Regions from separate parts of the Homo sapiens genome. Here all the other regions are linked to region 1. Evidence: read pairs that join two places in POLR2A ChIA-PET (ENCODE). Cell type or tissue: MCF 10A. All regions are shown on one strand. Region 1 overlaps LINC03082 (long intergenic non-protein coding RNA 3082). Region 2 has its middle 35 kb from the start of LINC00396. Region 3 holds the start of LOC105370360 (a long non-coding RNA gene).

The links. Peaks named below come from ENCODE experiments on the same cell type or tissue, not always from the same donor. Only the 100,000 strongest peaks of a DNase experiment are listed, where the experiment ranks them.
Region 2: POLR2A ChIA-PET joins it to region 1 with 6 read pairs; 3 of 35 experiments call an interaction of 5 or more read pairs at or near these places.
Region 3: POLR2A ChIA-PET joins it to region 1 with 7 read pairs; 3 of 35 experiments call an interaction of 5 or more read pairs at or near these places.

Annotation. Positions count from the first base shown.
Region 1 is chr13:110,068,622-110,072,621 of GRCh38, reverse strand. All of the region lies in intron 1 of LINC03082 (long intergenic non-protein coding RNA 3082), which reads left to right. Among named protein-coding and RNA genes, the nearest start is that of LINC00396, 17 kb to the right of the region's middle. In MCF 10A, no CTCF peak of the experiment used is centred here; DNase peaks (open chromatin) are centred at 1,691 and 1,931.
Region 2 is chr13:110,015,789-110,019,788 of GRCh38, reverse strand. It overlaps a transcript of LINC03082 not described here. Among named protein-coding and RNA genes, the nearest start is that of LINC00396, 35 kb to the left of the region's middle. RefSeq lists an enhancer at 1,426-2,625. In MCF 10A, no CTCF peak of the experiment used is centred here; a DNase peak (open chromatin) is centred at 2,188.
Region 3 is chr13:109,794,896-109,798,895 of GRCh38, reverse strand. It overlaps LOC105370360 (a long non-coding RNA gene), which reads right to left and starts at 1,926. Exons shown (of 3, transcript XR_931723.3): 1 at 1,727-1,926. In MCF 10A, no CTCF peak of the experiment used is centred here; no DNase peak of the experiment used is centred here.

The DNA of each region.
Region 1 (4,000 bases):
CATCCAGGCAGAGTTGGTCTGCAAACAGAAAACCCATCTGCCTGCAGCAGCCTATGAGGAGGGAAGGCCTCTCTCTCCAGCTCACTCCAGCACCTCCTTGGTGGACTCTTGCCTGGAACCAAACGAGGAAGGAGATTCTAGGAAGGACGGCACTGGCTTTTCCTCAGGAGTAGAGGGAGTGGCAATGTCAGAAGGGAGAGTCCAGCCAGGACGCTGGAGCTGGTGAAACACCCCAGGTCCTGACTGATAGAAACCTGCCCGAGACCAGCTTCCTCACTGCGCCGTCCTTCCCGCCCTCAGGGCTTTCGTAGGCGCTGAACGCAGCGCTGTGAGTATGGCCTTGAGCACAGTGTGTGCAGGTGCCCGACTATTTTTTGTGTGTGCACATACACACACTCACACACACATAGTCCTGAGGATCATACACACAATGCTAACAGTGATCATCTCTGGGTCATAGAATCTTACTTTTTATTTTTAATCTTAGATGCAGGGGGTACCTGTGCCAGTTTGTTGCATGGATATATTGTGTAATGCTGCAGTTTGGGCTTTTCTTGAACTCATCACCCGAATAGTGAACATAGTACCCATAGGATTAATGCAGAATCAGAAAATCAAATACCACATGCTCTCACTTACTAGTGGGAGCTAAACAGTGGGTACCCGTGGACATACAGATGGAAATAACAGACACTGGGATGCAAAAGGGGAAAAGAGGGAGAGGGGCAATGGCTGGATTGTGAATTTTTGTTATCTTTTTTTCTTACTTCTCATCTCTGTATTTTGAATTATTATTTTCCACTGAAATTAATATTGTGTTACTTGTTTGACCAAAATATAAAGGGAGACATTTCTAAAAATTAGATCTATACCCCCGTTACACAGGAAATTTAAAATAGAAAACATTCTTTAGGACAGCCACAATTCAACTATAAAGTATTAGCATAAAAATGTCATTAGCCATTGATCATACTCAGAAAAAATAAAAAAGAAAATACTAAACTCCCTCAGAAGTAGGAAAAGGTGACTCCACTTCTGCTAACTTACCTGCAAACGATGGGAGTGGATAATGTGATCATTCTGGTAGGCGTTTCTTTATGTCAGGAGAAGAATGCAGGATTTGACCTCTGTAGGCATCAGCATCTCTCATGTTGATTTGCGTGAAGTTTCCAAACATCCTACTTACATCTGCTGGGATTCTAACTTTTCTGGAGGTGTGAATTGAAATGGAAGTCTTTGAGCTACCTGAAGAAAAGAGACTATTTTTTTTTTAATTAACAGAATCATCATCTTTCCAATGTTTTTGTACTACCAACTGACGATGGACGGTGAACAACTGTTGCAGACACACATGCGTGCACACGTTGCACACACTTGCTTCTTTGGGTCTCTTTGAACCCTTCACTTTTTTAGTTTAGCGTGTTCAGGATGAAAGGAATCCGATGATCAGCAATTTGATGGGTAGAGTGAGGGGGGAAAGAAGTGGCAGCTTTTTAGAGGAATTCATGTAAGGTAAGTTTGCTCGACTTGCAAGTTAAGTATCTGAATATTTAACAGCATTGTTGATAGAATGGGAAATAGAAATATGAAATTATGAAATAGAAATTGAGAAATAGAAATTCTGGGTTGGTTTTTCAAGAAGCACATGGGTCTACCTTGTTTGGTGATGACACCATTCTGCCTGGCTGACGTTCGGGCCCAGACCTGCTTGCTAATGTCACGGCCTGAATAGCTTTGCAAGGCGTGGGAGGCACGTTTGCCCTGTCTTTTCACATCTCTGCTCTAATTGTTATGGTTACTTCTTGGTACATATTGTTATTTGGAAATAAAGTCAAAACAAATTCTTTGTTGTTTTTCTTTTTTAAACAACAAAATACTAAGTGTTCACCTAGAAGTCAGATGATGTTATTAATTGTAATTGTGTGGCCTGGCTGAGTAATTCCCCATGAATCATTAACCACAGAGCATCTGCTGCTCCTGTGTGCGGAGAGTGATGTATTTAGACTCTCGAATCCTGTACATTGCTCTAAAGTTCAGAAAAATATGTCCAGAAAGAATTTCAAAAGTTTAAGGAAAATTGTGACGTTGCAGAGCCCCTTATTGAACTTTCAATGGCTAGAATATGAAGATTATACATTTATTTTTCAGGCTTGTTTGTTCTGTCAATTAATGTTCAATAATGGAAAAATTTGGTCTACCCTCTCCTTCTCTTGTCAATCACCAGTTTGAATGACAGAAAAAAAATACTCCTAAGAAGGAATAAAACCATAACAATGCAGTAGAAAATAAGACAGGAGATTTTCATAGGCAAGACATCGTGAGGAATTCCTGCAAGACAGAAGGCACGGGGATTAGAGGGCTGGGGAAGGGAGGGCAGAGGGGGATTAGAGGGGTGGGGAAGGGAGGGCAGAGGGAACTGCAACGCCGGAGCTTGCCAGGAGGGTCTCAGGGAAGTTTCACTTTCTGAATTAAATATGCAAATACTAGAAATAATTAGCTTCAAAGTACTTTACTTAGTACAGTTACTCCTTAAGGCCTTCTTTAAAACCTTTAGCTAAAGGCTGAGAACCATTCTCTAAAGAAAGCAAACCGCATGGCTAGAAAGGACCCTGAGAAGTAGAATGCAACGTCCAGTAACCCCAGTTCCCTGCAGAAGAAAGGGGAGAGAGATTATTTTTTGAAAGAAAAGCAGCTCTTTTTAGGACAGAAATACACTGAGTGATCATGTCCCAGAGTGAATTGTATCTTAGAATGGCTAGTATGGGCCATTGTTATTCTGGCAGGTTCCTCTTATCCATTCTCCGAGTGGCTTCCCGAATTCACAGAGGTTCAGGCGCTGTGGAGACCCACCGGGGGTACAGATCCACACCACCACCAAAGCACAGAAGCAAGAGTGGAGTTTCTCATTCAAAACTCTAAGAAAAACAAGAGTCACCAGATATTTGCAAAAATGAAGAGCATGAAAAAGAACAATCAAGACCGTGAAGCAAAGCAACTAACCATTGAGAGCAGCAGCAATTCGCAGAACAGAAACGAATTTAAAATGTTCTAATTAGTGTTTAGTGAGCAGTGAGAGGATAATTCCTTCATAAAACATGAATAAGTTGCCTTGAAAGAGGAGCTGTCTGAGAACAAAAAAAGAGTTCTTATTAAATATGCTAAAATTAAACCTTTCTGGATGCACGCAGAAGTCACAGAATGGATGCGATGGATGAACCAGCCGTGAGCTGGAAAATAATGTTGAGAAAAATTCAGCTTATAGAATAAATGGAAGGGAATTAACAGATACAGTAAAGATATGAAAAATAGATTCAAGACTTTCAGAAATAAGAGTGAAGTTGGCCGGGCGTGGTGGCTCACGCCTGTAATCCCAACACATTGGGAGGCCGAGGCGGGTGGATCATGAGGTCAGCAGTTCGAGACCAGCCTGGCCAACATGGTGAAACCCCATCTCTACTAAAAATACAAAAATTAGCCAGGCATGGTGGTGCATGCCTGTAGTCCCAGCTACTCAGGAGGCTGAGGCAGAAGAGTTGCTTGAACCCGGGAGGCAGAGGTTGCAGTGAGCTAAGATTGCACCACTGACTCCAGCCTGGGCGACAGAACGAGACTATGTCTCAAACAAACAAACAAACACCAGTGAAGTTAAGAGTAGATCAAAGAAATCACAGGCAATTCATGTCCTTGAGCCGCGGATCATTCAAGTTTTGATAAACGAGTTAATGGCTAAGCAGAATCATTTACGAATACAGAGCCATTCTTGGAAACATAACATGTATTTTAGAAGAGCAAAGATGGAGACAGAACCCCCAAAACTTACAGAGTGAATAAAGTATAAACAAGCACCAGGTTATATAAGAAGGGACAAGGCTCCAGCCTGGGCGACAGAGCAAGGCTCCGTCTCAAAAAATAAATAAATAAAAATTAAAAAAATAAAAAAAAAGAAGGGACAAGGCAGGCAGAAACACCAGACCCCCCATCATCTGGCAGACGATGCTGC
Region 2 (4,000 bases), 53 kb after region 1:
AAGAAATGATAAATGCATGAGGGGATGGATACCTCATATACCTGGATGTGATTATTACCATTGAATGCCTGTATCCAAACATCCCATGTACCCCATAAATGTATACCCTTACTATGCACCCATAAAAATAAAAAATGAAAATAAAGGACAGTAAAGGGAGAAGAGGTTGCTTCTTTATTATTATTATTTTTTTCTGAGATGGAGTTTTGCTCTTGTTGCCCACACTGGAGTGCAATGGCATGATCTCCACTCACTGCAACCTCCACCTCACAGGTTCAAGCGATTCTCCTGCTTCAGCCTCCCAATTAGCTGGGATTACAGGCATGCACCACCACACCCGGCTAATTTTGTATTTTTAGTAGAGACGAGGTTTCACTATGTTGGTCAGGCTGGTCTTGAACTCCTGACCCACCCACCTTGGCCTCCCAAAGTGCTGGGATTACAGGCGTGAGCCACCATGCCCTGCGGAGGTTGCTTCTTGTGAAGCGTTCGGAGCAAAGTTTTGGGTGAGTGCTTGGGGACAGGGGAGATCAGGGTGCACAGGAGAGCCGGGCAGCATCCCAGATCCGAGGAAAGTGATGTGGGGAAGATGGTGGGATGAATGTACTCATGTGACTGGGGCAACAGAGTGGGATATAAATTGTGAGCAAATGGAAGATGACCCGCAATGACGGCTTAAACTCTATCCTGTTCCAACATCTACTGCAGGTGACACACTCAAGGTCAGATTTTTAAAAGAAGTGGTATCAACCAACAGGACATTTTGGGATTGAGGACATTTTGGGAACAGAGTTAGAATAATGGTGTCAGCCTCATGTCATTTGAGAAGCAAGGATGATACAATGGAAAGAGCCCTGGACAAGCAGTCGACAAACTTTCCTTCCTGAAAAGTGTTTCTAGTGACAACTCCTCTCCCCTCCTGCAGTGAGCCTGTGGACAAGCCCCTTCCACTCCCCTAGGCTTGGGTTTCCTAATCTATAACATTAGAGTATTGAGCTAAGCCCTTAGCCATCCCCACGGGCCCTTCAAATCTTAAAGTCGGGATTTTTGTGATTCCAGAGGTAGAAGCTGAGAACAAGGATGAAGGAAGAATCAATGATGATTGGGAGATACTGAGCCTGAGTGAAGGAGGAGATGGAAATTATCACTGGCAGGAGCCGGGAGTGATGTGAGGGGTTGATGAGTGAAGATTCTAAGACAGTGCAGTTGAGGAAACCAAATAAGGATTCCAGAAGGACAGGCATTAGGCTGGCTTCCCTTCTGAAGGCTTCTCAGAGGCGGGTCCTTAGCTGCATTGGAAGGAGGAGGAGGAGGGCTTGTTGGATCAATGAAGAATGAAGCGCTCCAGGTGGCCCTCCCTCTCTGCATTAGGACTTGGTGCGGTGTTCTGCTTGTAAGTTCTCTGAGGGCTGTCTCCAATAAGGATGGTGAGGTACTGCAGAAATAGAACTGGACAGTGGGGCAGAGGCTGCTGCTGAGGCTGAGGATGGAGCGTGCTTAGTGATTCGTACATGAGAGGGCAAGAGCCTGGCCAGGAAGTGGGGGAGAGAGACACCGACCCAAGACACACAGGCTCCTGGCATCTGGGTAAGACACTGAATGCTCACAGCCGGGCTTGCTCCGGCCGTGGTTCCATGCTGGGCACAGAGCGGGTGGGTGATCATTATGCTGATGGTGTTGAAGGTCTGTTGTACACTACCGCATGACTGGTGCTGCCCAGCAGCCTCCATGCACAACGCACCTCAGAACGGACTTGGGTTTCTCCTGTTTAGGATTCTTGCCTAATCACCATTCCTTTGCACTATTGAAAAAAGCCAGAGAGACAAAGTAATTGGACCATCTCAGTCGTGTTCAGTTATGTGATGGACATTTTGTCTTCCTCTGCACAACACAAATGGCCCTCCATTCTTCCCCTAACATTTACTGCAAAGCCGCCTTGGCGATACCGATGCCGAGGTCTTGGGGAATGACCACTCAACTCATCTTCTAAGGATCTCAAAGCACATTTACTGACACTTTCTAATTAAGCTGCCCCGAACCTGAGATGGGAATGGGGAAAACTGCATAGTTGTTTCAGTTTTTCTGTAGGAAAAAAGGTACCAGTCATGGACTAGATGAGGCAAACACATAGGAATGTGAGGAGGCGGACGCACTGGGAACCTCAGGAATGAGAGGAAAGAGGTGTGGTCATCCTGCTTCTGGTATCTGAATCCTGGGAGAAACATCCTCACTTCCCTGAAGAAGGGCCCCAAGCAGCACGGGAGGCATCAAGAGCCTTCCCTCTGGAGCGCACGTGCAGCACCAGCTGGGAGAGCTCCCCTGGCTTAGGACGCTTCCCCAGCCTTGGCTCACCTGCTCTCAGAGCTCTCACCTGATGCTTTCACTCAAGACAAATGTCTCCAGAAGCTGCAAGCATCAATTCAAACCCAGCAATTGTCTTCATGATTTCTTCTAACAATTCTTCAACTTAAAAGAAGCAGCAAATAGAATATATAAATGACAAATTCACAGAAGGAAAATATAAGCCAACAAAACACTTGAAACCAAACCCTCCTTGAAATTATCAGTAAGCAAAGAAAGGGGAATGAAAACAGCAATGCAGTGTATTCGTCCCTGTGGAGTTGGGTTGGGGTGGGTAATACTCAACAGTGGTTGTGGCTAACTGGTACTCTTGCACACAGCCGGTCAGAGCTAATATTTATACAAACTTTCTGGGAAGCAAATTAATAATCACAATATAAAGTCTTTAAAATATGTATACCCTGAGACCCACACTTTCATTTCTAAGATCTTATACTGAGGTAACTCTGTTAGATAGTATTATGTTGTAGCTAGGCGTGGTGGTAAATGCCTCTAGTCCCAGCTACTCAAGAGGCTGAGGCAAGAGGATTGCTTGAGCCCAGGAGGTCAAGGCTGCAGTGATCTGTGATCACACCACTGCACTGCAGCCTGGGCAACAGAATAAGACCCTGCCTCTTTAAAAAAAAAAAAAACAGAAAAGATAGTATGATGTTCTGTGTTGAATAACAGAAACTGAAAAACGGCTTCCATCAAATAGAGGTTTATTTATCAATTTTTGTGAGTACACAGTAGGTGTATACATTTATGGGGTATGTGAGATATTTTGGTACAGTCACGCAGTGTGCAGTCATCATATCATGGAGAACTGGGTATATGTCCTCTCAATCATTATCCTTTGTGTTACAAACAATCCAATTATACTCTTTTAGTTATTTGAAAATATACAATTAAATTATTATTGACTATATCCCCTTGTTTTTTGCTCATATGACATGAGACTTAGAAGGAAGTAGTCCAGGGCTAGGATAATGGCCCTGTCATGGTGTCGGGATCCAGTCTCCTTCCCACTTCCTGCCACACCCTCCTTAACCCATGGTTTTCAGGTCTTGGTCCTAAGATGGCTGCCTGCCTGTGCTCATTGTATCCATGTCCCAGGCGAGACAAAAGGAATGGTCAACACAAACATGCAAGAGCACAGGAACAGGCCAGCCACATCTGCTGCTCTCCAAAGGGCCATCCCAGAAGTACCACTCAGTATTTTCTCCTTACACTGTATTGACCAGACTTCGTGATATAGGAGTTGAAATAATTTAGCCAGGGATATTTCCACACTGACCAAAATCAGAGTCATATTAACAAGGAAGAAAAGAAAAATAGATGTAAAGTAGGTAATTTATGTTATCTTTGACAACAGTTATTAAAGATTGCATGCAAATTTTATATACATTATATGATGTATATAACATATAATACAGAGCTATGTATTTATGCGTGTGTGTAGATAGATAAAATGGCAAAATAACTGGAAGACTCCAAAATTAGACGTTTGGTTCAGAGACATTATTTAACCATATAGTATAATTCATGCAATGGAATACTATGTAATCGATAAACATCAGGCCAGAGAAGGTTATTTCAAACTTGGCAAAAGATTATAATGTATTGCTAAGTGAGAAGTAGGCGCCATACGGCATGCATG
Region 3 (4,000 bases), 270 kb after region 1:
CCATTAGCTCTTGGAAGGTAGGCTTCCAATTATGAAAAACACTGATTTCATTGAAATGAGGGTTTTCTACTCCCTAAAGAGAAAGCCATGGGAATAGGTAGTTTTATTCAAGTGACCAAGTATGGCAAGAATCACCTCTCACCTCCCTCTCTGCATTAACCCCACAGATGCAAACAGACTTCTCTCTAGTTCTAAAGATTACACACTTCATCTTAATACTGTTGGGAAATGAAGAATAAGAAGAAACAAATTCTAGATTACTACAGTAGCACATCTATAAGATGAGACTTTACAGATTAATCCTCTTTGCTGCAAAACTAGATTTTTTTTTCCTCTAAAAACTTTCATCTTTCTTTGATTGGCTTTACCTGTTTTTTTCCCTCTAACAATGGTGAAGAGACAAATTGTACTCTTCTGGAACCAAATCTTGAAATATTTAATAAATACCTAATTTATCTAAATCATGTATTTACACATATTTGTTCAGAATACGTAATATGGCATAATTTGTCATTTTTTAGTCATAAACCTCCTCTGACTCCTTCACAAAGGGCTCAGGTTTCCTTGCCTTGGCCAACTCCCTTCACCAAGAAGACTCTAGGATTGGTACTTCCAGAAACCTGGAGGCCAACTGGGACCCCTCTTCCCCTCTTCCTATACTCCCTTTTCCACCTCCCTGCTCCCAACATGCTTTGCTCTTCTCTATTCTAGGTCATTCATTCCATCACAACCTCTGGAATTTCCACATCATTACAACACAAGCTTCTTTTATCCTCAGATACCAGCTCTTCACTGCTTGAACAGAGAGGATCCGTAGGGCCCCCATCTTTGTGGCCTGTAAACCAATCTGATACAGAACACAAACGATCATAGCCAATATGTACTGGCTGTGTCTACTGTGCCAGTCAGGAGCTTTCAAAGGTCTTTAATGTGTTAATTTATGTGAACTTTTCCGTAGCCACACAAAAAGTATTTAATCAGAAAAAAATTACATAAAATTGTAATCTAAAAACATAAAAGAACAATCCTGAAAAGAGTGTGTTGAGCACTTACGATGCAGCAGGTTCTTTGAGAAAGCCTATCAAGCATAGAGAGTGAACCAAAACACACCCAGGGCAGGTTCCAGAGGCTACCAGGAATGCTCCTTGAGGAGGTGCAGTGGAGAAAGGACAGCCTGCAGGACTGAGGACCAGAAGAAAGGCCAGACCCCAGTCTCCGTCTCTATTCCAAGATGATGCCAACATCATTTGGTCTCACACGTCTAGTGGCATCTAACAGTCCTCTAATGGAGAAATCTCTGGAAAGGTCTGAGCTGAAGTCAATGGAAGGGAGGTGTTAAATGTAAATGTGTCGCATTCATTCCCAGTTGCTACATGAATGCATTCTAACAAGCTGCTAGAAAGGGAGTCAAGGAAAGGAAAGATTCTGATCCATGTTCCAAAAATGCAAAGCTGAAGAGATGTTGCAAGATGACATTCAATTTGAGGAAAAGCCCATAATGGGGCTTCTTCAGCTTTGCAAGAAAACCATGAGATTAAGAGGAATGATGGAGACCCACCATCCGGACATGATGGAAGCCCCTAGGTTTTCATACCTGGGCTCCCAGGGGCTTTGACTCAAGCAGAAAAACCTGGGGACACCCAGATCTCTGCCTCTCCCTGTAGGCACCACAGGGCCCCTGGCTGGAGCCTCTTTGCTCACTGATGACAGCTATTGCTGCACTCACCATGGATGCCAATGCAAGCAGCACAGAAAAGGGGTGCTGCAGTGCTCCTCTCAGATGCCAGGTCACACTTCCAGGCTACAGCTGAACTTGCATCTTCACAGACACCATTAAAACTCAACCTACCGGCCGGGCACGATGGCTTACACCTGCAATCCCAGGACTTTGGGAGGCTGAGGCAGGTGGATTGCTTGAGGTCAGGAGTTTGAGACCAACTCAGCCAACATGGTGAAACCCCATCTCTACAAAAAATACAATAAAGATTAGCTGGGTGTGGTGGTGCACGCCTATAGTCCTAGCTACTCAGGGGCTGAGGCAGGAGAATTGCTTGAACCTGGGAGGCAGAGGTTGCAGTGAGCCGAGATTGTGCCACTGCACTCCAGCCTGGGTGACAGAGTAAGACTCAGTCTCAAAACAAAACGAAACAAACAACTCAACCTACCATGCGTCATATTTCTGCCCACAGTAGAAGCCCTTAGAGCTATCCACTTTCTCCCATGGGGTTATCCTAACTGATGTTTTCCTTTCACCCAGCCCTTTTTCACTCCTTTACCTCCCAAACACTTCCAGTGTCTTCTCTCAAGTGTCCTTTCCATTGCAACACTACTCCCATGCTTTCTGAGTCTCAGCCTTTCCTGAAAGCTGGCTGCATCCTGGGGACACTGACTCTTCTGCTCCCGGAGGATAATGCTTATTTTGCCCCTGGATTTTCCTTCGGATTCTTCTCGTTCTCCAATGTTTCTGCTAAATAGCACTTTGAATTCATAATGCAAAGACTTCATTTATTGAAAGTTCATTCTCATGGATCCTGCCCCATCTGTCATGCCTTCTCCAGGCTGCATTCCCCTCTTCCTCACACCAGGAAACCACGCACTAGATCAACATGGCTCCCATGTCACCAGGTCCCCTGCCTGGACCACTCATCCTCGTTACCCCTGGCTGGCCAGTCCCTGCTGCAATGCTCTCTGCTGTCCACTCCCGTGGTTCTTCAGCAAGCTAGTCTGTGCCCTTTCATTGCGTTTTCTCTGCTAGATTACCTTTCTGTCCCTGACTTCTAAATGTTAAGAGTAGTTGGGTCCAATCCCAGGTGCTCCAATCTCATCTCTCACAGTCACTTTCGGCAAATCCTAGGGACTTAAATGCAGCTAGATGCCCATGAATCCCAAATTAATATCTCCATTCCAAGCCTCTCCAACAGCCTATCCAACATCTTCTCTCAGATTTCTATTATGTCCAACCTCGTGTGTCCAAAATAAATCTCTTAACTCTCCCTCCCCCATCTCAGGAGAAGACCTTGTCATCACCCAGCGACAGTGCAGGACACTGAAGGTCCTCTCTTCCTCCCCTACCCCCAAATCATCACCAAGTGCTACTGAGCCTTTAGAAATTAAAGTCAATTATTTTTACACTGTTAAATATTTGATACATACTTGTGCTACAAAATTCGGAAAGTCCGAAAAGTAACACGATGAAACGTGAGTCCTCTCCCCAACCCGTCCCTTCCCCAGGAAGCCAGGTTGGCTCCTCGCATTGCCATATTTGTGAGGTCACTTGCAGTAGGTATCTGTGCACATACCCACACGTTTTAAAAATAAAAAAAATGGTTGTACTATACTATACACACTGTTCTGAAGCTTGTTTTCCCACCTCACATTATACAGTCAAATATTATTCTGGGTCAGTATAAACAGAGCTGCCTCGTTTGTGTTACAGTTGCATAGGGTTCAAACCTTTGCCATTACAAGACAATACTGTAATCATGTGTATAAGTTTCTATTCCTAACAATAATGCAATGAACACCCTTATAAAGAAGTCATTTCCCATCCACATGAGTAATTCCTGGAAATTAGATTGTGGGTCAAGGAACATGAGACATTTGTCGTTTTGACAGATACAGCCAAATTGTATAGATGCTGTTCAGTCTGTACCACCAGCAGCCTTGGGTGGGAACCTGTTTCCCAACATTCTGGCAAACACACCGTGTTATCAAACTTCTTGATCTGTGCCAATCTGATAGGTGAACTATTCTACCACATTGTGGTTTTAATTTGCATTCATCTTATTACAAGAAAGGTTAAGCAAACTTTCACACATTTAAGCCTTTCTTGCATTAATTTTCATTATTGTGAAATTTGTATTCAGGTCATTCACCAATTTTTAGAATGTTTTTAGTTTCTTATTTTTTACAGCGCTCTTTTAAAGTATTAAATAAGCATCATTAGCACTTCATCTATGATACTGGCTGCAATTTCCTTCCAGCTTCTACTTTAACTTTG